2 separate regions of the Homo sapiens genome follow, and region 1 is linked to region 2. Evidence: read pairs that join two places in POLR2A ChIA-PET (ENCODE). Cell type or tissue: OCI-LY7. All regions are shown on one strand. Each heading gives the region's core, and the rest is flanking DNA. Links, peaks and the distances in the headings are about the cores only. Region 1 has its middle 21 kb from the start of NDUFV2. Region 2 overlaps ANKRD12 (ankyrin repeat domain 12).

Region 1 (15,299 bases), core at 7,774-11,773, 80 kb before region 2:
TGAAGAGATGCCATTTATAAATGCTGCTTATTTTTTCCTACAGGCTGATCGAAGATGATGAAATGCCACATTCGCTTCAGTAAACAGACATCTCAAAGTCCAAAGGAAACAAACTCAAAGGTTAGTTCATTTGTGTCTCAAATAATATTCATCAGCTGGTTTGCTAACTAGGGCAAGTCTCTCTGAAGCAAATGCACGAAGGAACGCGGGTATCATTATCCACTAGGTGGCAATATAGAACAGGAGTAGCCTTAGCCTTAGCCTGTTTACTGACACGTGGGTGGTGTGAACCGCAAAAGAATTTCGAAATCCAGGACTCCCCAGTAATTCACATGGATTCAGACTGAAAGTTTACTCAGCGCTCCTGGCATGTTTCTGCCCTTTCTTGGAACAGCCCTGAATTTCAGCTTCATTCTTGCTGACGGGCTGGTATTTAAAATTAGTAATATCCCTGGCTACTTCCTTGTGGCAATGTAGATGAACTGTTGCTGTGTAAAGTCAGAGCCATAGTGTTGCCTGTATTTATTAATGATCTACAAGGTAAGCATATGCCGTGAAGGTTTTATCTCTCGCCCCCTACCATCTAACAGCTTAAAAATACTGAGTTCCTCACATCATTCCCATTACTAACGATTTTCATATTTCTTTTATTTTTATTTTTATTTTTATTTTGAGACAGAGTCTCACTCTGTCGCCCAAGCTGGAGTGCAGTGGCACGATCTTGGCTCACTGCAACCTCTGCCTCCCGGGTTCAAGTGATCCTCCTTCCTCAGCCTCCCAAGTAGCTGGGACTACAGGCACGTGCCACCACACCCAGCTAATTTTTGTATTTTTAGTAGAGATGGGATTTCACCATGTTGGCCAGGATGGTCTCAATCTCTTGACCTCGTGATCTGCCCGCTTCGGCCTCCCAAAGTGCTGGGATTACAGGCGTGAGCCACCATGCCCAGCCCAATTTCTATATTTCTCAGTTGCTCTGCAAATTGTAAAGTCACTGGACATATTTGATTAACATTTTGGTTCTTGTTGTTCAACTGAAAAGGATGGTCTTCTCAAGTACATATTGGCAAGACATTTTCCCTGCAAGAACTAATAGTTGATAAGTTAGAAATGTATCATAAACAAAAATGTACATTTTATGCAATGTGATCATATTCTTTTGAAATAACCACATGTATGAGAGATTAAAATCCCCACAGGTAACGCTTGTTCATAAAATTTCTTTATATTAACTTAGAAGTTTTACTTATTTTATAATATTTTTTGAAGTAGCTAAAGAGAAGACATTTATAAATGATTTTCTCTTGCTAATTTATGACATTTTTATATCATCTGAATCTTTATGAATACATATTACTTTTACAAACAGAAAAATAAAAGTGTTTTGTTATAGAATAATACATAACTATGAGAGAAAAACATGAATTTTAGTATGGCACAACCTAGAAAGTTATTACTAATGAGTCACATAATTTAAGTGCTAAGTTCATCTTGACCATGAATTGCTGATTTTGGAAATATTTTTGAATTTAGGTCACTTCTACCTATTCTTATCTATAATTAAGCATTCTTCTCAAAGTAGAAAGATCAAGTTGCTCATTATTCTTACTGTGAATACAATTAGTAAGACACCTAATAGTAGCACTTTCAGTTGTTAAAAACAGCAAAACCAGTATATCTAATATTTTTTGTTATTCTTTACACCACACAGTAACTCACATCCATGTGGTGGTTCACAGGTTTATAGCATAAGAAGCATTCTCACTTACCTCTGCACCTTTCGTATTCCTAATAGATGTATGAAATGGGTGGGGCATCTATAGAGACTCTAAGATACAAACTTCTCCATGTAAGACCATACATCTACGCAGTCACAGAGCCGGGGAAGAACTAATCATTGATTCCGACTCAAGCTATTTGCCTTTCATTTCTGTGGGCCTGAAGCCTGTACCCATGAATGCTCCATACATGTTGATGAGGAAGAGGATGCCTTTTTACCAGGCATTCAATGTACTAGATGCTCTTTGTTGCTTTTTCTTCATCTGCACGTGGGGAATGAGCTGGAGGGCGTGAAGAGGAGCACAGAAGGACAAGAGTAACCCAGAACAGACTGTGAGCACCCGTAATGCTCTCACTCCCAATGTGGAATGGGTTCTTCATAACAGCTCTGGGAGCATGGCAATATAGGTCTTATTCATGCTGAATCTTTTTTTTTTTTTTTTTTTTTTTTTTGAGACTGGCTTTCACTCTGTTGCCCAGGCTAGAGTGCAGTTGCACAATCATGTTTCACTGCAGCCTGGACCTCCAAGGCTCAAGCAAGCCTCTCACCTCAGCCTCCCAGGTAGCACCACCACGCCCAGCTAATTTTTGTGTATTTTTTGTAGAGACTGGGTTTCACCATATTGCCCAAGCTGGTCTCGAACTCCTGGGCTCAAGTGATCTGCCCGCCTCAGCCTCCCAAAGTGCTGGGATTATAGGTTTGAGCCTCTGCTTCCAGCCCATGCTAAATCCTAATGCCATATTCATTTATCACATTGTCCATTACCTTTCAAATTCTATGACAGCATAGCCATGTGTTCATTCAATTGTGAAGTATTTGTTGAGCATCTTCTAAGCACCAGGGACTATGTTCGATGCTGAGTCCAAAGTTGAGAGCAGCAGACAGGCTCCCTGCCTACGTGGAGTTTGGAGTCTAGCAGGAGAGAGACATTACATAAAAAAGCACAAAGACACATAATTACTAATTCTACGGGGAAACAAAAGAAGAGGCTTTATGAGAGACACTAGCAGGAAAGAGACATAATTAGGATGGAGGAGGGGTGTGTCAGGAAGTTTTTCTCAAAAAGTATCATTTAGGCTCGTCTCGTGGCTTACACCTATAATCTCAGCACTTTGGGAGGCTGAGGCAGGTGGATTGCCTGAGGTCAGCAGTTTGAAGCCAGCCTGGCCAACATGGTGAAACCCCATCTCTACTAAAAATACAAAAATTAGCCAGGCGTAGTGGTGCACGCCTGTAATCCCAGCTACTTGGGAGGCTGAAGCAGGAGAATCTCTTGAACCCGGGAGGCGGAGGTTGCAGTGAGCCGAGATGACGCCACTGCGACAGCCTGGGTGACAGAGTGAGATTTCATCTAAAAATAATAATAATAAAAATATTATTTAAGCTGAGACCAAATGATGAGTAGGGATTTACAAGGAAAGATTTCAGGAACGGTTTCAAGAACAGGAACTCCTCTATACCAAGGCCCTGAGGTAGGAAAATGCTTAGTTTGTTGGAAGAATTGAAAGAAAGCTCATGTGGGCAGAGCAGACGATGCAAAGGAGTGTGTGGCCAGAGACCAGGCAAGAGAGGCCTTGCTCCCCATCTTAAGTACTCTGTGGTTATCCTAAGATCAGTGGCAAGCCATTGCTGAGTTATAAGTAGGGAAGAGACATAATCAGACCTATTTTTTTAAAAGATGGCATTGGCAGTTTCTATTGGGTTAGAATGGAGTGGGAGTCCGCGTGGGAAATCAGTGCAGAGGCCCCTGCCATGCTCTAGGGACAGATGGTGGTGACGGCACTAGGGCAGTGGCTGAGGCGGTGACAGGAAAGGGAAACATCTAGACTTGGTGTTGGATGGGGTGAGGGGAGTGAGGGAGAAGGACATGCCTCCAAGGTGTGGCTTGATAAAGAGCGCGTGGGTTTGTCACTCATGAAGATGCAGAACAGGAGGGGAACAGCTTTGGTGACTGGGGAGGTGGCATCATCAGGAGCTTAGACGTAGACTTATTAGGGGCAAGCCGCCTAGGAGACATTCAAGTGGAGATGTCAGGGAGGCACTTGAATGTAAGAGTGTTGTTGAAAAGAGAGCCTTATGCTGGAGCTGATTGCTTTGGGAGGTGGTACTAAAATTCATGAAAACTGATGAGACCATCTCGGGAAAAAGAGTACAATGAAAAGAAAGGAAGACCCAGAACCAAGCCCAGAGAAACTTCTACTCTTAAAAATAGATAAAGGCTGCTGGCACCATGGTCATACCTGTAATCCCAGCACTTTGGGAGGCCAAGGTGGGAAGATCGCTTGAGCCCAGGAGTTCAAGATTAGCCTGGGCAACATGGTGAAACCTTATCTCTACTAAAAATACAAAAATTAGCCAAGCATCATGGCACACACATGTAGCCCCAGCTACTCGAGAGGCTGATGTGGGAGGATCACCTGAGCCAGGGGAGGACGAGGCTGCAGTGAGCTGTGATCACGCCACTGCACTTCAGCCTGGGCAACAAAGTGAGACCCTATCTGACAAAAAAAAAAAAAAAAAAAAAAAAAGGCAAAGGAGAAGGAAGTAGTTAAAGAGCTGGGGCAGGACCTACCGGAGAGGTAGGAGAAGAACCAGGAGAGTGTGGTGTCTAACGAGTCAAGAGAAGAGAAAGTTCCATAAGGGGGAAGTGGCCAGCAGTGCCCAATGTAGCTGGGACCACTACTCATGAGTAAAGCATGCAAAGCACTCAACAGCAGTTCAAAGAGGAGAGCACTGCACATGAGAAAGGAAAAGATACCTTTATAGAAATTTCAACCGTGAGTAGCTGGTTTATTTTCAAGAGGACCTTTTACCCACATTTTGTGGCAGCCAGATAAGTAGGAACTATCAGTACCATTTTTATTTTCCTAATATTTATTTATTTATTATTTATTTTGAGACAGAGTCTCGCTCTGTTGCCCAGGTTGGAGTGCAGTGGTGCCATCTTGGCTCACTGCAACTTCCGCCTCCCAGTTTCAAGCAATTCCCCTGACTCGGCCTCCCGAGAAGCTGGGATTACAGGTATGTGCCACCAAACCTGGCTAATTTTGTATTTTTAGTAAAGATGGGGTTTCTCCATGTTGGTCAGGCTGGTCTTGAACTCCCGACCTCAGGTGATCCACCCGCTGTGGCCTCCCAAAATGCTGGGATTACAGGCATGAGCCACTGCACCCGGCCGCCCAGCTGGTTTTTTTTGTATTTTTAGTAGAGACGGGGTTTCACCATGTTAGTCAGGCTGGTCTCCAACTCCTGACCTCAGGCAATCCACCCGCTTCGGCTTCCCAAAGTGCTGAGATTACAGGCATGAGCCACCACACCCAGCCTATTTTCCTAATATTTAATTAGGAAATTTTTCAAACATAAAAGTTGAATGCATTACACAATAAGCACCCAGGTGTCTATCACCTGGATTCCACAAGCAATGTTTTATTATACCTGCTTGATCACGTTTCTATCCATCTAACCATCCCTCTCACCGTCCATCAATCCATCTTAATTTTTGGATGCATTTCAAAGTTAGTTTTAAACATAATATTTCACAATGAAACACTTCAGCATCCATATAATTAACTAGAATTCAATATCTGTTTATGGTTCTTTTTCTTTTTCTTTTAGGAGATGTGGTCTCACTATGTTGCCCAGGCTGGACTTGAACTACTCCCCAAGCAATCCTCCTGTCTCAGGCTCAGTAGCTGGAACTACAGGCACTGCCACTGCCCTCAGCTGATAGTTCTTTTTCCTTTAGGGTAAAATTTAAAAAGAGCAAACTGCACAAATCTTAACTGTGCCGTTTGATGCTCTTTCTTTTTTTTTTTTTTTTTTTTTTTTTTTTTTGAGACAGAGTCTCACTCTGTCATCAGGCTGGAGTGCAGTGGTGTGATCTCAGCTCACTGCAACCTCCTCCTCCCGGGTTCAAGCAATTCTTCTGCCTCAGCCTCCTGAGTAGCTGGGACTACAGGCGCGCGCCACCACGCTAGGCTAATTTTTGTATTTTCAGTAGAGATGGGGTTTCACCATATAGGCCAGGATGGTCTCGATTACTTGACCTCATAATCTGCCTGCCTCAGCCTCCCAAAGTGCTGGGATTATAGGTGTGAGCCACCATGTCCGGCCCTTTCTTTCTTTCTACAGGCAGGGTCTCACCCTGTCACCCAGGCATAGTGGTGCCTCATGGTTCACTGCAGCCTTGACCTCCTAGGCTCAAGTGATCCTCCTACCTCAGCATCCCAAGTAGCTGGGACTACTGGCACATGCCACCACGCCCAGCTAATTTTTTTATTTTTTGTAGAAACAGATTCTCCCTATGTTGCCCAAGCTGGTCTCAAACTCCTGGGCTGAAGTGATCCTCCCACCTCCGCCTACTAAAGCTAGGATTTCAGGGGTGAGCCACTGCACCCTGCCTGATGCTTTTTGACAAATGCGTATCTTGCACGTGTCCTATTAAGTTATAGAATATTACATCGACCCAGAGTTTGTCACTGCTGCTTTATCTTTCAGAAAGTGCAGAGAGCGTAAGGAAAGAGCTCTGGTCCCGGGCTCACGGTAAGAACACAGCCAGTGTTCATTCCCTTCTCCCTTCTGCAAGGGGACTCTACCACCACTCACACAGATTCACCCACATTTTCACCAAGATAGAAATAGACATTGAACTCCTCCTAAAAGTGCTTTTGTAAACGTTTCACAATAAACCCTTTGTAGAGGACAATGGTGTCCAGTGAACCAAGCCCAGCCTAGGAAATCATAATTCCTCACTCAGAATCCTGCTCTGGGCATGCTGAGCAAGCTTATGTTAAAGTTCTCTTACTTGTAAAACAGGAACAATAACCATCTGCATCAGAGAAGTGTAACAATTACCCTGGCATTTTCATGTATTAACTAAAATAGCCCCAGAGAAAAAGGTGAAAAGATTTCAATACCAGGTTATGAACATTTTTACCAACCTGCCACATTGTCACAGTTTAACCCTTTGGTGCCCTAACCTGGCCATGCTACTGAGGAAAGGCCTGTTGGGCACCAGTTTGAATCAGGGACGTTCTGTGTGGAGTGCTGGGCCTGCTCAGATTTGGCACTGGAATCAGGACTGTGGTTGCTTGTGATGTCTTCCCAGGTCAAATATCCATCGCTAACAACCCCTGAAAGAGGATGTGGGCTTTGTTTATTTGTTCATTTTATTGCTTTTGTTTGTTTTGTAACTCTGGGCTTTAAGAAGATAGTATTAGAAACTTATCGGTTGGAAGGAAGAGAGGGTTTCCAAATTACTTGCCCTAAATCTGGATTTAAGGAACTCTGAGACATAAATTGAGATAAGAGCAACCTTTTTTTTTTTTTTGAGACAAAGTCTCGCTCTGTCCCCCAGCCTGCAGTGTGATGGCATGATCTCAGCTCACTGCAACCTCCGCCTCCTGGGTTCAAGCGATTCTCCAGTCTCAGCCTCCCGAGTAGCTGGGATTACAGGCGCCTGCCACCACGCCTGGCTAATTTTTGTATTTTTAGTAGAGACGGGGTTTCACCATGTTGACCAGGCTGGTCTCGAACTCCTGCCCTCAGGTGATCCACACGCCTCGGCCTCCCAAAGTGCTGGGATTACAGGTGTGAGCCACTGTGCCCGGCCGATAAGAGTACCTTTTAAGATTTAATTAAAATTTGCTTGAGGCTTCTTCCCAAGCTCTGTGAGGGGTCTAATTATTTCCCTGGGTTTATGTTAATTCCTGAGGTTTTGCAGACACATGTTCACTTCCAGTTCCACAATCCTGCTCTTGCTGAATGCACGCCTCTCTTGGTGTCTACTTCTGCTGTTGTCATCCTTTTCTGCTCTGGGACAATCTCGTTCTGGAACTCAACCTCTTTTCTTTGATTTATCCCAAACCACTTTCCCAAGGCAAAGGCTTGTACAATCCCATATCTGTATCTTTAATTTTTCTCCCCTCTCCTCTCTTTTTTTTTAATTAATTTTTTTAATTTAATTTTTTTTTTGAGACCAGTTTCTGGAAGTTACACTCTTTGACCCAGGCTGGAGTGCAGTGGTGCGAGCTAGGCTCACTGCAGCCTCCACCTCCTGGGTTCAAGCAATTCTCCTGCCTCAGTCTCCTGAGTAGCTGGGATTACAGGCATGTGCCACCATGCCCAGCTAATTTTTTAAATATTTTTAGTAGAGACGGGATTTCGCCATGGTGGCCAGGCTGGTTTCGAACTCCTGACCTCAAGTGATCCGCCTGCCTTGGCCTCCCAAAGTGCTGGGATAACAGGCATGAGCCACCGCGCCCGGCTCCCTCTCTTCTCTTGACTGTTCTACTCCCACTCACAAATTATTGTTGATGTTTAGATGTGGAGTGGTTTAGCTATAACTTTGCTATCTTATATTCTTTCATCCAGTGGCCCCAGGGTCTTTCCACCCACAAGTGGCTAATCAAGGCATTTTTCCAGACAAAGACAGTTCTCTAAGAGGAACTTTGGTATAAATTCTTTAAAGTATATATATGTGTGTGTGTGTGTGTGTGTGTGTGTGTGTATGCACATATACACATCTATACACACAAACACGTACATATATACACATATATAATATATATGCATATACATACATCATATATCATGCATTGTAGATATGTATATAATATATAAAGTATACAGATAATTACATGAATACATATTTATTTATTTATTTTATTCATTTATTTTTGAGACAGGGTCTCAACTCTGTCACCCAGGCTGGAGTGCAGTGATGCAATCTTGGCTCACTGCAACCACCACCTCTTGGGTTCAAGCAATCCTCCCACCTCAGCCTTCCGAGTAACTGGGACCACAGGCACGTGTCACTATGACTGGCTAATTTGTATTTTTGGTAGAGACATGTTGCCCATGCTGGCGCATAAATACATACGTATTTAAATCTATATACATATTATATGTATACACACACACACATATATATATACTCCACTGCATAGATTCAGTCATCTACACATCTAAACCACCTTTACTGTGGAATTAGTGAACTCTTTAGCTCCTCCCTTAGTCTGTTTCTTATTCTCATCTTTATTTCTCATTAAACTGATTATAATATATAAATATATTTCTTATATTTATCTCATCTTTATTTCTTATTCTCACCATCATTTTATTTCTGCATTGCCATACACCTTTCTTTCTGATTAAAATTAATCCCATCCAGTTTGCACTGTTGAGTTTATAAAATGGGAGACTGGAAATATCTGTTCAGTCACACACTGATTCAATCATACATTCATTCAACATACAATAATTGAGCACCTACAATAGAATACCATATTGGGTCCTATAGAAGAGACGGATAAAAGGGAGGGGGTCCATGCCTTCAGAAACTTAAAATCCAGCTGGATGTGCAACACTTAACACACACGAAACAAAGCATCCTCAAATGCACAATTCTCATCAGAGGAACAGCAAATTAGAGCAGAAAGCTAAAGCTTTGCCATGCACACCAATGCTGCTATATCAGCAGAATGAGCAGGAGGGGGAGAAAAGCCACTGTGGTTAAAAGAAACTGCTGGCCTATGGATTTTTTTAAATTACAATTTGCATGCTCTTCTAACAGTGTTAGTTCTGCTTAGGTGGCAGAGTGGCTTTCCTGAAAGTATGAGCTCAGCCTTGTCTTATGCCTGTTTAAAGAAAGAGGTCAGGTAAAGTGATTGTAGTAATAGCACCAAGCTGGTTGAAAACCACAGTATCTCTCAGATGGCACCAAAAACACCCACACGATGGAAAATTTTTGCCTGCTAAAAGCCGCTTGAAGTTGTTTCAGAAACACATATGAGCAGTATTTGCTCTTCTCCTTGGGAGTGTTCTCGAGGAAAACAGCTTTCCAAACTTAACATGTTAAGGTAGTAGAACAGTCTAGTGGCCTGAGTGAATTTTGGATTGAGCAGCAAGTGGGCCTTGAGTATTCAGGTAGCAAGTGGTCAAGGAGAATTTGGAGCTGGTCAGTGCCTGGCTAAACTGCATGTGCCTTGAAGAGAAGTCCTTCAGATCCACCTGTGTCTACACAAATTCATGAGTGACTGGTGCCGTGAATTCAGTCCCACTAACGCACCAGCTGTGCTTTTTGGTAGTTGTTTCCTTTTCTTGGCAATTTGGTTTTAGGTTGTGTCAAAAGGGGAAGACACAGAACTGAGACAAGGCAAAATTATAAGACATGTATCTTATTTTTTAGCTTCTCTATATCACTATATTTGAGGTGAAGGATTTAATCCTTATATAGCTCTTCCAAATCTCTTCATACAGTACCACAATTTATAACTGAACTCTATACTGAATAATCATTTAAAGCATTTTAAACTACCTTGGAAGAGAAATGAGTAATGACTCAATATATTTGCAAAAACCCATACTGTATCTATTGTAGGATGTCTACATAAAAACTGAATAACCCCATCAGTGTTCATTTGACATCAAAGTGGACCTAGGGGCAGAAAACAAAAGGACTCTCATCTTAAGGGCTGATAAATGTAGTCTATGTGTGGTATTGATAATTTTTTTAATTCACAGATCAAATATATTTTAATGTACACATGGAAGAATTTAACTATGAAGTTCATGAAGAATGGCAAGTATTAACATACTGAAAGATGGTATTCATGTGCAGGAGAAAGATAATCATCTGTTTCTCAATGATGGCAACATGCAATAAATGACTTCCTTCCGTAGAACCTCCAAATTAGAGTAATTCGTGTATTTCCCGTTTCACATTCTAGGAAAGTAAGTTATATCATGCTTTTCTAAGAACTGGTTGTTTTTCCTTGCATACTTCTATGACAAAATTTAAAATAATTTATTTGTAAGAGGATATACTGATGGTCTTAATTTGAAAACATTTAGTGAGATGTACCTGGCATACTAGATGTGATACTAAAAGAACTTGTGGGGCCGGGCACAGTGGCTCATGCCTGTAATCCCAGCACTTTGGGAGGCCGAGGCTGGCAGATCACCTGAGGTTGGGAGTTCGAGACCAGCCTGACTGACATGCAGAAACCCCGTCTCTAGTAAAAATACAAAAATTAGCCAGGCATGGTGGTGCATGCCTGTAATCCCAGCTACTCAGGAAGCTGAAGCAGGATAATTGCTTGAACCCTGGAGGCAGAGGTTGCGGTGAGCCAAGATCGTGCCACTGCACTCCAGCCTGGGCAACAAGAGCGAGACTCCGTCTCAAAAAAAAAAAAAAAGAAAAGAAAAGAAAGAAAGAAAACTTGTGGCCAGGAGAGGTGGCTCACGCCTGTAATTCCGGGTGTCTCTGGCTCTGGCTCTGTCTCTCTTGCCCAGGCTGGAGTGCAGTGGCGTGATCTCAGCTCACTGCAACCTCCACTTCCCGGGTTCAAGTGATTCTCTTGCCTCAGCCTCCTGAGTAGCTGGGACTACAGGCACGTGCCACCATGCCCGGCTAATTTTTTTGTATTTTTAGTAGAGATGGGGTTTCACAGTGTTAGCCAGGATCTTCTCGATCTCCTGACCTCGTAATCTGCCTGCCTTGGCCTCCCAAAGTGTGCTGGGATTACAGGCGTGAGCCACCATGCCTGGCCTCCGGTGATTTTTAATATATTTCTCTCTCTCTCTCTCTCTACATACATACATATATATATATATATATATATATATATATATATATATGTATGTATGTATGTATATATGTGCGTGTGTGTGTGTGTGCGTGTCTGTGTGTGTGTGTGTGTGTGTGTGTGTGTGTGTGTGTGTGTGTGTGTATATATTTTTTTTTCTGAGACAGAGTCTTGCTCTGTTGCCCAGGCTGAAGTGCAGTGGTGTGATCTCAGCTCACTGCAACCTCCACCTCCTGGGTTTAAGCGATTCTCCTGCTTCAGCCTCCTGAGTAGCTGGAACTACAGGCATGCACAGCCACGCCCTGCTAATTTTTGTATTTTTAGTAGAGACAGGGTTTTGCAATGTTGGCCAGGTTGGTCTCAAACTCCTGAGCTCAAGCAATCCATCAGCCTCGGCCTCCCAAAGTGCTGGGATTACAGGTGTGTGCCACCATGCCCATCCAATTATTATTTGAATTTTAACAATGATCATTACTTCTATCATCAGAAAGACCCATTAAAGATATTTCCATTGTAAAAATAACTGCATAGAAAAAATTGGCTTCCTATACTTAAATAAATAATATTAGATCCATAACGGACACTATTCACAGGTAAGTTACAGATAGAACTGTAGAAAATATATAAAACGAACACTTTATATTATTATAAGATTATCTTCATGACCTTGAATGAAGCAAAACGTCTTCTTTTAAGACAAGGTGTCACTCTGTCACTGAGGCTAGATTGCAGAGGCACAATCACAGCTCACTGCAGCCGCTACCTCATGGGCCCACGCAATCCTTCCACCTTACTTTCTGGAGTAGCTGGGACTAGGCGTGTGGTGAGCTACCAGGCCTGGGTATTTTATTATTACTATTTTTTGTTGAAACAGGGTGTCCCTATGTTGCCCAGGGTGGTCTCGAATTCCTGGACTCAAGCGATCTCCCCACCTCTGCCTCCAAAGTGCTGGGATTACAGGTGTGAGCCACCACACCCAGCCAATTTCAAATTTTATTTTAGATTAAGGGGTACATGTGCAGGTTCATTATATGAGTGTATTGCATGATAGTATGAATCATCGCATTACCCGGGTAGTGAGCATAGTACCAAATAGGTAGCTTTTGAGCCCTCGACCCCCCTCCCTCTCTCCCATATCAAGTAGTCCTCAGTGTCTACTGTTCCTTCCCATCTTTATGTTCATGTGTACCCAATGTTTAGCTCCTATTTGTGAGAACATGTGGTATCTTGTTTTCTGTTCCTGCATGAATTCACTTAGGATAATGACCAGCTGTATCCATGTTGCTTCAAATAACGAGATTTCATTCTTTTTTATGGCTGCATAGTATTCCATGGTATATATGTACCATATTTTCTTTACACAATACACTGTTGATAGGTATGTCAGTTGATTCCATGTCTTTGTTATTGTGACTAGTTTAAGCAAATTTTCTTAACACAGAAAAGACATGAATCATAAAGGAAAAGTTCTTTTTTGAGACAGGGTCTCACAGTGTGTCAGCTCACTGCAACCTCTGCTACCTGGGCTCAAGTGATCCTCTTGCCTCAGCCTCCCAAGCAGCTGGAACCACAGACATGCACCACCATGCCTGGCTTTTTTTTTTTTTTGTATTTTTGGTAGAGACAGGGTTTTACCATGGTGCTCAGGGTGGTCTCAAATCCTGAGCTCAAGTGATTTGCCCTCCTTGGCCTCCCAAAGTGCTGGGATTATAGGCCTGATCCACCACACCTGGCCTATAAAGGGAAAGATTTATAAATTTGCTTGTATTTTAGAGATGACACTAAAATTAAAAACTTAATTTAAAATTGAAGTTACAATACAAGCCACAGAACCAAGAAAAGGTATAACATGTATAACAAAGTATTAGTTACAAGGGAAACATTAATAAGCAAAAAAATTTTGTTTAATAAGCAAAAAAAATTTTGTTTAATGGGCAAAAATGTGAACAGGAAGCGGAAAAGGAAAACAAAATCACCAAAATCACAAAAGTGTGCTCAGCCTCACTGTAATTAGAGAAAAAAATTAAAATGAGATACCATGGTATGTACATCTGATTATCTACAATATTTATCCAGACAATATGAGATGTTGAAAAGGATGTAGAAAATAGGAACTTACATATTCTAGTAGTGGGAGTGAAAACTAGTACAGCCATTTTGATATTGAATTACTGATACCTAACAAAAATGTATGTTATGACCCAGAAAATCTTTTTCTATAGAAACTTGCAAATATTTGCACAGATGACATCTATAGAAAGTTGGAAACAATCTACAAGTCTATCAATAGGGAAATGAAAAATAAAGTGAAAATTCCCAAGAACATTGAATCAGCAGTTGATGCTGGATGTGGTGGTGTGCACCTGTAGCCCCAGCTACTTGGGAGGCTGAGGTGGGAGGATCCCTTGGGCGCAGGAGTTCAAGGCAGCGGTGAGCTATGATTGTGCCACTGTACTCCAGCCTGGGCAACAGAGCAAGAAAAAGCAAACAAAAAATCCCCAGCAGTTTAAAACATGAACCAGGTCTCTAGGTACTGATGTTATTAACAAAGATCACCAAAAAAATCATTGAGAAGAAAAAAAAGCAGGTTGCAAAAATATTTCCATAGTGTGATAAAATTGTTTTAATTGTAAAAACACCATATATATTGATAATGGATACATAGAAAATAATAAAGAGAATCATATACTAAAGGAAACTATTAGTTATTGTCTCTAGGGAGAAAAGTGGAGGAAAGTAATTTAAAAAGGTAGCAAAATGGACCTGATCTGAATATTATGTCACTTTTATTTAAAAAAAATAAAAGCAGCTGGGGATGGTGATTCACGCCTGTAATCCCAGCACTTTGGGAGGCCGAGGCAGGTGGATCACCTGAGGTCAGGAGTTCAAGACCAGCCTGGCCAACATGGTGAAACCCCATCTCTACTAAAAATACAATAATTAGCTGGGAGTGGTGGTGCGTGCCTGTAATCCCAGCTACTAGGGAGGCCGAGGCAGGAGAATCACTTGAACCTGTGAGGTAGAGGTTGCAGTGAGCCAAGACTGTGCCACTGCATTCCAGCCTGGGCAACAGAGTAAGACTCTGTCTCAAAAATAAATAAATAAATAAGTGAAAGCATATTGCAAAAAATAACAGTGGTGTGTTTAGACTCTTGCTGCTGTTCCCCATAGATCCTGACAAGCCTCCTCTCTGCCCTCTGACCACCGAGCTGCAGAGCTCCGGAGCTGCAGGAGGAGGACCTGCAGGGCCTGTGGGTGCAACTGTACACTAGTAAGCATGGGGATAGAGCAGGGCTCTAACTTCAATTTCCATTTACAGTCATGACATGCAAAAAACATTACTTGATGCCCAGCATGAAGCTCACTCACAGACACCCTGAAAATAGTCACTGATCGCACTGGAGCAAAAAAACAGCTTTCAGCCTGAGGAAGATCACATTGAGAGAAGTTGAAAGCATTTTGAAGAAAAACTCAGATTGGACACAGATTAGTCAAGTTGGTCTGAAAGTATCCCCTTGTCTTAGTCTGTTCCTGCTGCTGTAACAAAATACCACAGACTGGGTAATTCGTAAAGAACAGAAACTTACTCTCATAGTCCTGGAGGCTGGGAAGTTCGAGATCAAGGTGCCAACATATTCAGTGTCTGCTGAAGGTCCAGTCTCCACTTCCACAATGGCGCCTTGTTGCTGCATCCTCCAGAGTGGACAAACACTGTGTCCTCACATAACGGAATGGATAGGAGGCAAAAGGGCCTAAGCTAGTACCTTCCACCCCTTTTATAAGGCATGAATCTATATCTTGATGGGGAAGCCCTCATGACTTTATCACATCTCACATCCAAAAACCCTGAGTCTTAATACAACCATAATCTGAATTATGTTTCAAGATGAATTTTGGAAGGGTAACATTCAAACCATAGCACTTCCCAGAAG
Region 2 (15,299 bases), core at 5,385-9,384:
GTGGATTAAAATGCTGGTTTTCCCAAACCCTTGCCAACAGTTTTAATCTTGGTCAGACTTTTAAGTGAGAAGTCATGTCATTATTTTATAGTTTCAAAACTGTGAATGAGTTTGCATACTTCTGTATGTTTACTTTTGTGTTTTTTGTTCTTTGTTCATGTCTTCTGATTTTTTTTGTAATTTTTCTGTTTTTCACTGATTTGTTATACCTCTTGGATTATTCTTTTTCATATGTGTTGCAAATGTTTTCACTTGTTTTCTGATTTCTGTTTATGATGTTTACATTGTAGAAATTTTAAATTTTTATTTAGGCTGAGGTGGGCGGATCGCTTGAGGCCAGGAATTCCAAAGCAGCCTGGCCAACATGATGAAACCGAATCTCTACTAAAAATGCAAAAATTAGCTGTGCATGGTATTGCATGCTTGTAATCCCAGCTACTTGAGAGGCTAAGGCAGGAGAATCGCCGCTTGAACTGGGGAGGTGGAGGTTGTGGTGAGTCAAGATCACGCCACTGCACTCCAGCCTGGGCAACAGAGTGAGACTCTGTCTCAAAAAAAAAAAAAAAAAAGAAAAAGACTTTTGACTTTTATGTCACATTTTGGAAAGGCTTTCTCTATCCAAGGATTTTTCCCCTAATACTTATATGGTTTAATTTTTATATTTTTTTTGTCCCAGATGCCAACATTTTTACCTTGTCATAATTAATTCTGAAATTCATTTGGTGAGAATTAAGATAATTTTGAAAAAGAAAAACGGTGAGGAGGGAGTAAAATTAGTATTAGAAAGCTGTACAATAAAAACAGTACAGTATTGATACAAGAATGGAAAGACAGAGTATTGGTGGAACAGACTAGAAAGCCTGAAAAGAGATTTAGTTATTAACATATAAAGGAGTAAGAGTGTGGTTTAAAAATAAAAATTGGCATTATAGGTAAGTGGATGAAAAGAGTTAAACATCAAAAGTAGTTGAAATAAGATTGAATGTATTCTGATCTTTGGCTAGAGAAGCTTTATATCTAAAAGCAAAGGAAGGATTTATCAAGAAAACTACAGGCATCAAAAATATATTTGCATTGTTTACCCATGTTTATAGCAGCATTATTCACAATAGCCAGAAGGTAGAAACAGCCCAATATCCACTCAGCAAAATGTGGTATATACGTAAATGGAATATTACTCAGCTTTAAAAAGGAAAGTATTGGCTGTGTAGAGAGCATTGAAAAAAAATTGTGACACATGCTACAGCATGTGTCAGAACTTTGAAGTCAGTATGCTAAGTGAAATAATCTAGTCACACAAAAGGAAAAATATCATATGATTGCACTTGCACGAAGTGCCTAGAGTAGGTTCATGGAGATAGAAAGAATGGTGATTACCAGGAGCTGGGAAAAGTGGGAAATGAGTTTTCTTGTTAAATGGGTTTCAGTTACAGAAGATGATCAAGTTCTAGAGATAGATGGTAGTGATGATTGCATGACAGTGTGGATGTTACTCAGTGCCACAGAACTCTGAACCGTGCTTCTAGAATTAGGATGGCGTTACATCCCAACTAAACAATAGTTGAAAATACTATTAAGTTAAAAATGCATTAATACACCTAGTCTACTGAACATCATAGCTTAGACTAGCCTCTGTAAATGTACTCAGCATACTTACAGTAGCCTACGGTTGAACAAAATAACATGAAGCCTATTTTATAATAAAGTGTTGATCATCTCGTGGTTGTTTACCCCTGTCATCGTGTGGCTGACTGGGAGCTGCCCAGCATCACAAGAGAGTATACTACCACATACCAATAGCCTAGGAAAAGATAAAAATTCAAAAATCAAAGTACTGTTTCTAGTGAGTACGTATGACTTTTGCACCATTTATAAAGTCCAAATATTGTAAGTCGAACCATTGTAAGCTGAGGACCATCTGTATTTAAATATAGTTAAAATGGTAAATTTTATGGTGTGTGTGGGTGTGTGTGTGTGTGTGTGTGTGTGTGTGTGTGTGTATATATATATATATGTATTTTTTTTTTTTTTTTTGAGATGGAGTCTTGCTCTGTCTCCCAGGCTGGAGTGCAGTGGCATGATCTCGACTCACTGCAACCTCTGCCTCCCTGGTTCAAGCGATTCTTTTGCCTCAGTATGTTATGTATATTTAATCACAGTTCTAAAAAATATGCAACAAAAATGACAGCATCGGTTTTCCTCTTACAAATCGATAGGAAAATGATTGCCACAGCAGAAAAATGACCAAAGATATTAACAAAAATTCTGAAAAACAAAAATAAAGTAAGTGGCTTAAGTGGAGTAGAAAAGGTTTTTAATCATGAGAAGTCAAAGAACTTAAGTGGTCAAACTGAGATGGGATATAGACGTGAAACCAGGATGGGGGCAGGATTTGAGGTAGAGATAAAGGCTGTGAGTGACACAAAGTCAATATGAGGTAAAGTAACTAGAGATGTAGATGTTTTCTCTGAAGAGGATGGAGTCGTTGCTTAATGGCTTCCAAACCATCAGAGTTACCTGAGAAACTTTTTAAAATAAACTTCTTGCTTTAGTAGAGTGGTTTTAGATGTACAGAAAAACTGTGAAGATAGTACAGAGGTTTCCTGTGTACCTTTATACCAGTTGCCTCTATTAACATCTTACATTGGGATGATACATATGTCCCAAATAAAAAACCAATATTAATAAATGATTGTTAACTAAAGTTCATACTTTATTCAGATTGCCCTAGTTTTTTGAATGTCCTTTTTCTGTTCCAAGGTCCCATCCAGGATACCGCATTACATTTAGTTATCATGTCTCCTTAGCCTTCTCTTGGCATGACAGTTTCTGAGACTTCCCTTGTTTTTGATGAACTTGACAGTGTTAAGGAGTACAGTGAGGTAAGTGTAGGATGCTCCACTATTAGAATTTGTCTTAAGTTTTTCTCATGATTAGGCTGGGGTTATGGCTTTGAGGAAGAGGATCACAGAGGTAAAATGTCATTTTTATCACATCTTATCAAGGGTACATACTATCAACATGACTTAGCACTATTAGCATTAACCTTGATCACCTGGCTGATAATAGTATTTGTCAGGTTTCTCTACAGCACAGTTACTCTTTTTTTCTCCTCTTTCCATGCTGTATTCTTTGGAAGAAAGTCACTCTACCCAGGCCACACTTACATGCTCTTCCTCCTAGAGAGGAGATGTCTGCATAAACTATCTGCAGTTCTTCATGGAAGACTTACTCATTCTCTCTCATTTAGTTCTTAATGGAAGACTTACTCAATGTCTCTCATTTATTCACTTTACTAATCAGTGTGGACTTGTAGATGTTGATACCTTGGGTTATAATCCAATACTACTATATTCTGTTTTTCAATTTTTTTCTGGCATTGTCTGTTGGGACCCCTTTCACTTTGCACCTGTATGCCTTTGACATATCACTATTATTTATGTATACTTATTGAGTACTTCCTTTCTGGGAGTGCAAGATTATCCAGACTCATCTTTTGTTTCCTGCCTTGGCCTAGGATCAGCCATTTCTCCTTTTACTGAGAAAGGTTAATAACCAAGATCTGCATTTTAGGTGTGCTTCTTGCTACTGGGCTGTTGCGGCTTGTGGATTCTCTCCAGCTGACATAGTAAGGAAATATATGTGTATATTACTAATTCTATATACATATCTATAATTCTATATGTAAGTTTGTGTCTGTATTAAAGTAAACAAGAGTTTATATTCATATTTCCAGCTGTAATCCATTACCACATTCTAGCCACCTTCTGACTTGTCTGTCTGTAACCTACCACCCCAACAGCAAGAAATCTGGCTTCTATTCGCCATCCATTTATTTTTTTACTTTTTTATTTTCATTTTTTGAGATGGAGTCTTGCTCTGTCGCCCAGGCTGGGGTGCAGTGGCGCAATCTCGGCTCACTGGAATCTCTGCCTCCCGGGTTCCTGCCATTCTCCTGCCTCAGCCTCCCGAGTAGCTGGGACTACAGGCGCCTGCCACCACGCCTGGCTAAATTTTTTTTTTTTTGTATTTTTAGTAGAGACAGGGTTTCGCCGTGTTAGCCAGGATGGTCTCGATCTCCTGACCTCGTGATCCACCCGCCTCGGCCTCCCAAAGTGCTGGGATTACAGGCGTGAGCCACTGCGCCTGGCCCTTCACCATCCATTTATTAATATTTAATTGTTCATTTTCTTTATACATGTATAGTAGTTTCAGATTTTTTTTTTTTAATTATTTGAGACAGAGTCTTGCTCTGTCACCCAGGCTAGGGTACAATGTCATGACCATAGCTTACCACAGCCTCAAACTCCTGGGCTCAAGTGATCCTCCTGCCTCAGCCTCCCAAGTAGCTGGGACTACAGATGTCCACCACCACACGCAGCTCATTTTAAAATATTTGTTACTCTTGCCCGGTGGCTCATGCCTGTAATCCCCGCACTTTGGGAGTCCGAGGTGGGCAGATCACTTGAGCTCAGGAGTTTGAGACCAGCCTGGGCAACATGGTAAAACCGTGTCTCTACCAAAAATACAAAATATTAGCTGGGTGTGGTGGCATGGGTCTGTGGTCCCAGCTACTTGGGAGGCTGAGGTGTGATCACAGCTCAGTGCAACCTCAGCTACGTGGACTCAGGTGATCCTCCCACTTCAGCCTTCTGAGTAGCTGGGACCACAGACTGTGCTGAGGCACCTGGCTAATTAAAAAACAATTTTTTTAGAGATGGGTTCTCACCAGCTCAGTCTGGTCTCAAACTCCTGGCCTCAAGTGATCCTCCTACCTTGGGCTTCCAAAGTGCTAGGATTATAGGCATGAACTCCTGTGCCCAGCTTAAACTATTTTAAGTATATAATCCAGTGGTTTTTTTAGTATATTCACAGTGATGTGCAGCTATTGCCACTGCCTGATTCCAGAACACTTGTCATCGCCCAAAGGAAACCCTTGTAACCATTAAGCAGTCACTCCATATTTTCCCAGTCCCCTGGCAAGCACTGATGGAGCTTTCTAAAAAGTGTTTTTTTATCACTCTACTCAGATACTCCGATTCAGTAGCTCTGAAAATGAAGCTAGGGATCTGTATCTTTTTTAAAAAGTATTCTTCTTGCTTCTGGTAACCAGGGAAGTTTGCGTTATCAAGTGTTATGAGCCTAAAAGAACAGCTTATTAAATTTGAGAGTAAATTGTAATGTTCTAGAAGCAGTTAATATGAATCAAGGAGCACCTAATCAAAGCTAAAAACAGTGCCAACACAATTTGATCGTCTTTAAAAGTCAGTTTAGATAGGGTTGAAATGAAAGAAATCATTTTATAAACTGTCAGCCTGTTGCATTTGTGTTTAGATTTCAGGTAAATTTAATCTGTAGTCAGTATTCATCCATCACTCAGTTTTGGTGTATTTTGTTCTCCTTGGTTTCCCCTAGTTTTTGTTTTTTGTTTTTGTAGAGATGAGGTCTCACTATGTTGCTTAGGCTAGTTTTGAACTCCTGGGCTCAAGCAATCCTCTTGCCTTGGCCTGTGTGTGTGTGTGTTGTTGTTGTTGTTGTTTTCCTTAAATTTTTTAAAAACTCCTGCTTACCTTAGTTCAGTCAGAGGGAAGCTATCCTTCTCCATGACCTCCAATACCTTAGTAAAACTGAGCTCTTAAAGAGTGAGTACTTATTGCCCAGTATGTAGCCATGGTAAAACTAAGTATATCTGAAAACTTAGTTGTGAAAGATTTGTAGACAGACTTTAACTTTGATCCCTTTTTGTCCTTTTTTTTCTCTATTTCTGTTTTTATTTTATTTTATTTATTTATTTTTATTATTTTTTTGAGACAGAGTCTCGCTCTGTCACCCAGGCTGGAGTGCAGTGGCGCGATCTCGGCTCACTGCAAGCTCCGCCTCCCAGGTTCACACCATTCTCCTGCCTCAGCCTCCTGAGTAGCTGGGACCACAGGCGCCCGCCACCACGCCTGGCTAATTTTTTGTATTTTTAGTAGAGACGGGGTTTCACCGAGTTAGACCAGGATGGTCTCGATCTGCTGACCTTGTGATCCGCCCGCCTCGGCCTTCCAAAGTGCTGGGATTACAGGTGTGAGCCACTGCACCTGACCTCTTTTTATTTTTAATAGAAAAAAGAATTGTGTATAGTTACGGGGTACTATGTGATATGTTGATGTGTGTGTGTGTGTATATATATATAAAATATATATATATGGAATGATTATACCAAGCTAATTAACACATTCATTATCTCTCATATATTTTGTTGCAGTGAGAACATTTACCTACATTATTTATTTATTTATAACGTTTTTTAGAGACAGGGTCTCACTCTGTTGCCAGGCTGGAGTGCAGTGACACAATCATAGCTCACTGCAGCTTTAAACTCCTGGGTGCAAGCCATCCTCCTGCTCTAGCCTCCTGAGTAGCTGTGACTACAGGGGCATGCCACCACACCCAGCCAATTTTTTTTCCTTCAGCTTTTAAGTTATGGGGTACATGTGCAGTATGTGCAGGTTTGTTACCTAGGTAAACATATGCCGTGGTGGTTTGCTGCACAGATCAACCCATCACCTTGGTATTAAGCCTAGCATCCATTAGCTATTCTTCCTGATGCTATCCCTCCCCCAACCCCTCCCTCCTAAAGGCCCCAGTGTGTTTGTCCCCCCCCACCCCAATATGTCCATGTGTTCTCATCGTTGAGCTCACACTTATAAGTGAGAACATGTGGTGTTTGGTTTTCTTTTCCTGTGTTAGTTTGCTGAGGATGATAACAGCTTCCAGCTCCATCCATGTCTCTGCAAAGGACATGATCTCTTTCCTTTTTATGGCTGCATAGTATTCTGTGGTGTATGTTTACCACATTTTCTTTATCCAGTCTATCATTGATGGGCATTGGGGTTGATTCCATGTCTTTGCTATTGTGAAGAGTGGTGCAGTGAAGATACACATGCATGTATCTTTGTAATAGAATGATTTATATTCCTTTGGGTATATACCTAGTAATGAGATGGCTGGGTCAAATGGTATTTCTGCCTCTAGATCTTTGAGGAATCGCCACGCTGTCTTCCACAATAGTTGAACTAATTCCTAACACTCCCACTAACAGTGTAAAAGCATTTCTTTTTCTCCACAACCTCGCCAGCGTCTGTTTCTGGACTTTTTAATAATCGCCATTCTGACTGGCATGAGATGGTATCTCATTGTGGTTTTGATTTGCATTTCTCTAATCAGTGATATTGAGTTTTTTTTCATGTTTGTTGGCTGCATGAATTCTTTTCTCGAAAAGTGTCTGTTCATGTTCTTTGCCCACTTTTTAATGGGGTTGGTTGTTTTTTTCTTATAAATTTAAGTTCCTTGTAGACTCTGGATATTAAATGTTTGTCAGATGCACAGATTGCAAAAATTTTCTCCAATTCTGTAGGTTGTCTGTTCACTCTGATGATAGTTTCTTTTGCTGTGCAGAAGCTCCTTAGTTTAATTAGATCCCATTTGTCAATTTTTGCTTTTGTTGCAATTGTTTTTGGCGTTTTCATTGTGAAATCTTTGCCTGTGCCTGTGTCTGGAATGGTATTGCCTAGATTTTCTTCTAGGATTTTTATAGTTTTGGGTTTTACATTGAAGTCTTTAATCCATCTTGAGATAATTTTTGTATAAATTGTAAGGAAGGGATCCAGTTTCAATTTTTTTGCATATGGCTACCCAGCTCTCCTAACACCATTTATTAAATAGGGAATCCTTTCTTCATTGCTTGTTTTCGTCAGGTTTGTCAAAGGTCAGATGATTGTGGGTGTGCCATCTTATTTCTGAGTTCTCTGTTTTGTTCCATTGGTCTGTGTGTCTGTTTTTGTACCAGTACCTTGCTGTTTTGGTTGCTGTAGCCCTGTAGTCTGGTAACATGATGCCTCTAGCTTTGTTCTTTTTCCTTAGGATTGTCTTGGCTATACGGGCTCTTTTTTGGTACCATATGAATTTTAAAGTAGTTTTTTTTCTAATTCTGTGAAGAACGTCAATGGTAGTTTAATGGGAATAGCATTGAATCTATAAATTACTTTGGGCAGTATAGCCATTTTCACAATATTGATTCTTCCTGTCCATGAGCATGGAATGTTTTTCCGTTTGTTTGTGTCCTCTCTTATTTCCTTGACCAGTGATTTGTACTTCTCCTTGAAGAGGTCCTTCACCTCCCTTGTTGTATTCCTAGGTATTTTATTCTCTTTGTAGCAATTATGAATGGGAATTCATTCATGATTTGCGCTCTGCTTGCCTGTTGTTGCTGTATAGGAATGGTAGTGATTATTGCACATTGATTTTGTATCCTGAGATTTTGCTGAAGTTGCTTATCAGCTTAAGACGCTTTCGGGCCGAGACAATGTGATTTTCTAGATATAGGATCATGTCTTCTGCAAACAAAGGTAATTTGACTTTCTCTCTTCCTATTGGAATGCCTTTATTTCTTTCTCTTGCCTGATTACCCTGGCCAGAACTTCCAATACTGTGAGAAATGGTGAGACAGTGCATCTTTGTCTTGTGCTGGTTTTCAAGGGAAATGCTTCCAGCTTTTGCCATTTAATATGATAATAGCTGTGGGTTTGTCATATATGGCTGTTATTATTTTGTGGTATGTTCCTTCAGTCCCTAGTTTATTGAGAGTTTTTAACATGAAGGGATGTTGAATTTTCTGAAGGCCTTTTCTGCATCTGTTGAGATAATCATGTGGTGTCTGTCTTTAGTTCTGTGTATGTGATGAATTACATTTATTGATTTGTGTATGTTGAACCAACCTTGCATGCCAGGGGTGAAACCAACTTGATTTTTTTGTGTGTCTGTCTCCTTCAGTTCAGCTCTGATCTTGGTTATTTCTTGTCTTCTGCTAGCTTTGGTGTTTGTTTGCTCTTGGTTCTCTAATTCTTTTAGTTGTGACATTAGGTTGTTAATTTGGTATCTTCCTAGCTTTTTGATGTGGGCATTTAGTGCTATAGATTTCCTTCTTAACACCGTTTTAGCTGCATCCCAGAGATTCTAGTACGTTGTCTCTTTGCATTCGTTTCCAAGAACTTCTTGATTTCTGCCTTAATTTTATTCACCCAGGAGTCATTCAGGAGCAGGTTGTTCAGTTTACATGTAGTTATGTGGTTTTGAGTGAATTTCTTCGTCTTGAGTTCTGATTTGATTGTGCTGTGTTCTAAGAGAGTTTGTTGTAATTTCAGTCGTTTTGCATTTGCTCAGGAGTGTTTTATTAATAATTGTGATTATGTAATCAAATTTAGAGTAAGTGCCATGTGGCAATGAGAAGAATATATAATCTGTTGTTTTTGAGTGGAGCGTTCTGTAGATATCTGTCAGGTCTGCTTGATCCAGAGCTGAATTTAGGTCCTGAGTATCTTTGTTAATTTTCTGTCTCTATGATTTGTCTAATATTGTCAGTGGGGTGTTAAAGTCTCCCACTATTATTATGTGTGAGTCTAAGTCTCTTTGTAGGTCTTTAAGAACTTGCTTTATGAATCTAGGTGCTCCTGTATTGGTTGCATATGTACTTAGGATAGTTAGCTCTTCTCGTTGAACTGAACCTTTTACCATTACGTGATGTCGTTTGTCTTTTTTTGATCTTTGTTGTTTTCAAGTCTGTTTTGTCAGAAACTAGGATTGCGACTCCTGCTTTTTTCTGTTTTCCATTGCTTGGTAAGTTTTCCACCATCCCTTTATTTTGAGCCTATGTGTGTCTTTGCATGTGAAATGGATTTCTTTTTTTGGCGGGGGGCAATGCCTTTTTTATTGTGGTAAAATATACATAACATAGAATTTGGCACTTTAGCTGTGTTTGAGTGTACAGTTCAGTAGCATTAAGTACATTCACATTGTCATGCAACCATCACCACTGTTCTTCATCAGAATGTTTTCGTCATCCCAAGCTGAAACTTCATACCAATTGAACACTGACTCTGCATTCCCTCTCCCTGAGCCCCTGGCAACCACCATCCTAATTTATATCTATGAATTTGGCTATTCTAAGTACTTCACACAAGTGGAATCATATAGTATTTGTCCTTTTGTGACTGGGTTATTTCACTTGGCATAATGTCTTCAGTGTTCTTCCATGCTGTACATGACATGTGTCAGAATTTCCCTCCTTTTTTTATTTATTTTTATTTTTTTATTTTATTATTATTCTACTTTAAGTTTTAGGGTACATGTGGACAACATGCAGGTTTTTTACGTATGTATACATGTGCCATGTTGGTGTGCTGCATCCATTAACTCATCATTTAGCATTAGGTATATCTCCTAATGCTATCCCTCCCCCCCTCCCCCCACCCCACAACAGTCCCTGGTGTGTGATGTTCCCCTTCCTGTGTCCAAGTGTTCTCATTGTTCAATTACCACCTATGAGTGAGAACATGCACTGTTTGGTTTTTTGTCCTTGCGATAGTTTGCTGAGAATGATGGTTTCCAGTTTCATCCATGTCCCTACAAAGGACATGAACTCATCATTTTTTATGGCTGCATAGTATTCCATGGTGTATATGTGCCACATTTTCTTAATCCAGTCTATCATTGTTGGACATTTAGGTTGGTTCCAAGTCTTTGCTGTTGTGAATAGTGCCGCAATAAACATACGTGTGCATGTGTCTTTATAGCAGCATGATTTGTAATCCTTTGGGTATATACCCAGTAATGGGATGGCTGGGTCAAATGGTATTTCTAATTCTAGATCCCTGAGGAATCGCCACACTGACTTCCACAATGGTTGAACTAGTTTACAGTCCCACCAACAGTGTAAAAGTGTTCCTGTTTCTCCACATTCTCTCCAGCACCTGTTGTTTCCTGACTTTTTAATGATTGCCATTCTGACTGGTGTGAGATGGTATCTCATTGTGGTTTTGATTTGCATTTCTCTGATGGCCAGTGATGATGAGCATTTTTTCATGTGTTTTTTGGCTGCATAAATGTCTTCTTTTGAGAAGTGTCTGTTCATATCCTTCACCCACTTGTTGATGGGGTTGTTTTTTTCTTGTAAATTTGTTTGAGTTCATTGTAGATTCTGGATATTAGCCCTTTGTCAGATGAGTAGGTTGCAAAAATTTTCTCCCATTCTGTAGGTTGCCTGTTCACTCTGATGGTAGTTTCTTTTGCTGTGCAGAAGCTCTTTAGTTTAATTAGATCCCATTTGTCAATTTTGGCTTTTGTTGCCATTGCTTTTGGTGTTTTAGTCATGAAGTCCTTGCCCATGCCTGTGTCCTGAATGGTATTGCCTAGCTTTTCTTCTAGGGTTTTTATGGTTTTAGGTCTAACATGTAAGTCTTTAATCCATCTTGAATTAATTTTTGTATAGGTGTAAGGAAGGGATCCAGTTTCAGCTTCCTACATATGGCTAGCCAGTTTTCCCAGCACCATTTATTAAATAGGGAATCCTTTCCCCATTGCTTGTTTTTCTCAGGTTTGTCAAAGATCAGATAGTTGTAAATATGCGGCATTATTTCTGAGGGCTCTGTTCTGTTCCATTGGTCTATATCTCTGTTTTGGTACCAGTACCATGCTGTTTTGGTTACTGTAGCCTTGTAGTATAGTTTGAAGTCAGGCAGTGTGATACCTCCAGCTTTGTTCTTTAGGCTTAGGATTGACTTGGCAATGCGGGCTCTTTTTTGGTTCCATATGAACTTTAAAGTAGTTTTTTCCAATTCTGTGAAGAAAGTCATTGGTAGCTTGATGGGGATGGCATTGAATCTATAAATTACCTTGGGCAGTATGGCCGTTGTCATGATATTGATTCTTCCTACCCATGAGCATGGAATGTTCTTCCATTTGTTTGTATCCTCTTTTATTTCATTGAGCAGTGGTTTGTAGTTCTCCTTGAAGAAGTCCTTCACATCCCTTGTAAGTTGGATTCCTAGGTATTTTATTCTCTTTGAAGCAATTGTGAATGGGAGTTCACTCATGATTTGGCTCTCTGTTTGTTTGTTATTGGTGTTTAAGAATGCTTGTGATTTTTGTACATTGATTTTGTATCCTGAGACTTTGCTGAAGTTGCTTATCAGCTTGAGGAGATTTTGGGCTGAGACGATGGGGTTTTCTAGATACACAATCATGTCATCTGCAAACAGGGACAATTTGACTTCCTCTTTTCCTAATTGAATACCCTTTATTTCCTTCTCCTGCCTGATTGTCCTGGCCACAACTTCCAACACTGTGTTGAATAGGAGTGGTGAGGGAGGGCATCTCTGTCTTGTGCCAGTTTCCAAAGGGAATGCTTCCAGTTTTTGCCCATTCAGTATGATATTGGCTGTGGGTTTGTCATACATAGCTCTTATTGTTTTGAGATACGTCCCATCAATACCTAATTTATTGAGAGTTTTTAGCATGAAGGGTTGTTGAATTTTGTCAAAGGCCTTTTCTGCCTCTATTGAGATAATCATGTGGTTTTTGTCTTTGGTTCTGTTTATATGCTGGCTTACATTTATTGATTTGCATATGTTGAACCAGCCTTGCATCCCAGGGATGAAGCCCACTTGATCATGGTGGATAAGCTTCTTGATGTGCTGCTGGATTCGGTTTGCCAGTAATTTATCGAGGATTTTTGCATCAGTGTTCATCAAAGATATTGGTCTAAAATTCTCTTTTTTTTGTTGTGTCTCTGCCAGGCTTTGGTATCAGGATGATGCTGGCCTCATAAAATGAGTTAGGGAGGATTCCCTCTTTTTCTATTGATTGGAATAATTTCAGAAGGATTGGTATCAGCTCCTCCTTGTACCTCTGGTAGAATTCGGCTGTGAATCCATCTGGTCCTGGACTTTTTTTCATTGGTAAGCTATTGATTATTGCCTCAATTTCAGAGCCTGTTATTGGTCTATTCAGAGATTCAACTTCTTCCTGATTTAGTCTTGGGAGGATGTATGTGTCGAGGAATTCATCCATTTCTTCTTGATTTTCTAGTTTATTTGTATAGTGGTGTTTATAGTATTCTCTGATAGTAGTTTGTATTTCTGTGGGATCGGTGGTGGTATCCCCTTTGTCATTTTTTATTGCGTCTATTTGATTCTTTTCTCTTTTCTTCTTTATTAGTCTTGCTAGTGGTCTATCAATTTTGTTGATCTTTTCAGAAAACCAGCTCCTGGATTCATTAATTTTTTGAAGGGTTTTTTGTGTCTCTATTTCCTTCAGTTCTGCTCTGATCTTAGTTATTTCTTGCCTTCTGCTACCTTTTGAATGTGTTTGCTCTTGCTTCTCTAGTTCTTTTAATTGTGATGTTAGGGTGTCAATTTTAGATCTTTCCTGCTTTCTCTTGTGGGCATTTAGTGCTATAGATTTCCCTCTACACACTGCTTTGAATGTGTCCCAGAGATTCTGGTATGTTGTGTCTTTGTTCTCGTTGGTTTCAAAGAACATCGTTATTTCTGCCTTCGTTTCATTATTTACCCAGTAGTCATTCAGGAGCAGGTTGTTCAGTTTCCATGTAGCTGAGTGGTTTTGAGTGAGTTTCTTAATCCTGAGTTCTAGTTTGATTGCACTGTGGTCTGAGAGACAGTTTGTTATAATTTCTGTTCTTTTACATTTGCTGAGGAGTGCTTTACTTCCAACTATGTGGTCAATTTTGGAGTAGGTGTGGTGCTGAAAAGAATGTATATGCTGTTGATTTGGGGTGGAGAGTTCTGTAGATGTCTATGAGGTCCACTTGGTGCAGAGCTGAGTTCAGTTCCTGGGTATCCTTGTTAACTTTCTGTCTCGTTGATCTGTCTAATGTTGAAAGTGGGGTGTTAAAGTCTCCCATTATTGTGTGGGAGTTTAAGTCTCTTTGTAGGTCACTAAGGACTTGCTTTATGAATCTGGGTTCTTCTGTATTGGGTGCATATATATTTAGGATAGTTATCTCTTCTTGTTGAATTGATCGCTTTACCATTCTGTAATGGCCTTCTTTGTCTCTTTTGATCTTTGTTGGTTTCAAGTCTGTTTTATCCGAGACTAGGATTGCAACCCCTGCCTTTTTTTGTTTTCCATTTGCTTGGTAGATCTTCCTCCATCCCTTTATTTTGAGCCTATGTGTTTCTCTGCATGTGAGATGGGTTTCCTGAATACAGCACACTGATAGGTCTTGACTCTTTATCCAATTTGCCAGTCTGTGTCTTTTAATTGGAGCATTTGGCCCATTTACATTTAAAGTTAATATTGTTACGTATGAATTTGATCCTGTCATTATGATGTTAGCTGGTTATTTTGCTCGTTAGTTGATGCAGTTTCTTCCTAGCATTGATGGTCTTTACAATTTGGCATGTTTTTGCAGTGGCTGGTACCAGTTGTTCCTTTCCATGTTTAGTGCTTCCTTCAGGAGCTCTTTTAGGGCAGGCCTGGTAGTGACAAAATCTCTCAGCATTTGCTTGTCTGTAAAGTATTTTATTTCTCCTTCACTTATGAAGCTTAGTTTGGCCGGATATGAAATTCTGGGTTGAAAATTATTTTCTTTAAGAATGTTGAATATTGGTCCCCACTCTCTTCCGGCTTGTAGAGTTTCTGCCGAGAGATCAGCTGTTAGTCTGATGGGCTTGCCTTTGTGGGTAACCCCACCTTTCTCTCTGGCTGCCCTTAACATTTTTTCCTTCATTTCAACTTTGGTGATTCTGACAATTATGTGTCTTGGAGTTGCTCTTCTCGAGGAGTATCTTTGTGGCATTCTCTGTATTTCCTGAATTTGAATGTTGGCCTGCCTTGCTAGATTGGGGAAGTTCTCCTGGATAATATCCTGCAGAGTGTTTTCCAACTTGGTTCCATTCTCCCCGTCACTTTCAGGTAAACCAGTCAGATGTAGATTTGGTCTTTTCACAAAGTCCCATATTTCTTGGAGGTTTTGTTTGTTTCTTTTTATTCTTTTTTCTCTAAACTTCTTGCTTCATTTCATTCATTTGATCTTCCGTCACTTATACCCTTTCTTCCAGTTGATCGCATCGGCTGCTGAGACTTCTGCATTCGTCATGTAGCTCTGGTGCCTTGGTTTTCAGCTCCATCAGGTCCTTTAAGGACTTCTCTGCATTGGTTATTCTAGTTATCCATTCGTCAATTTTTTTTTCAAAGCTTTTAACTTCTTTGCCATTGGTTTGAATTTCCTCTTGTAGCTCGGAGTAGTTTGATCTTCTGAAGCCTTCTCTCAACTTTTCAAAGTCATTCTCCCTCCAGCTTTGTTCCATTGCTGGTGAGGAGCTGCGTTCCTTTGGAGGAGGAGAGGCGCTCTGATTTTTAGAGTTTCCAGTTTTTCTGCTCTGTTTTTTTCCCATCTTTGTGGTTTTATCTACCTTTGGTCTTTGATGATGGTGACGTACAGATGGGTTTTTGGT

What was found. ChIA-PET counts read pairs that join two places held together with the same protein. Peaks named below come from ENCODE experiments on the same cell type or tissue, not always from the same donor. Only the 100,000 strongest peaks of a DNase experiment are listed, where the experiment ranks them.
Region 1: POLR2A ChIA-PET joins it to region 2 with 5 read pairs; 7 of 35 experiments call an interaction of 5 or more read pairs at or near these places.

Annotation. Positions count from the first base shown.
Region 1 is chr18:9,073,553-9,088,851 of GRCh38, forward strand. No RefSeq gene overlaps it. Among named protein-coding and RNA genes, the nearest start is that of NDUFV2, 21 kb to the right of the region's middle. In OCI-LY7, for the core only: no CTCF peak of the experiment used is centred there; a DNase peak (open chromatin) is centred at 9,329; H3K4me3 peaks cover 662 bases.
Region 2 is chr18:9,155,587-9,170,885 of GRCh38, forward strand. The region is part of intron 1 of ANKRD12 (ankyrin repeat domain 12); the gene reads left to right. Among named protein-coding and RNA genes, the nearest start is that of ANKRD12, 26 kb to the left of the region's middle. In OCI-LY7, for the core only: no CTCF peak of the experiment used is centred there; no DNase peak of the experiment used is centred there.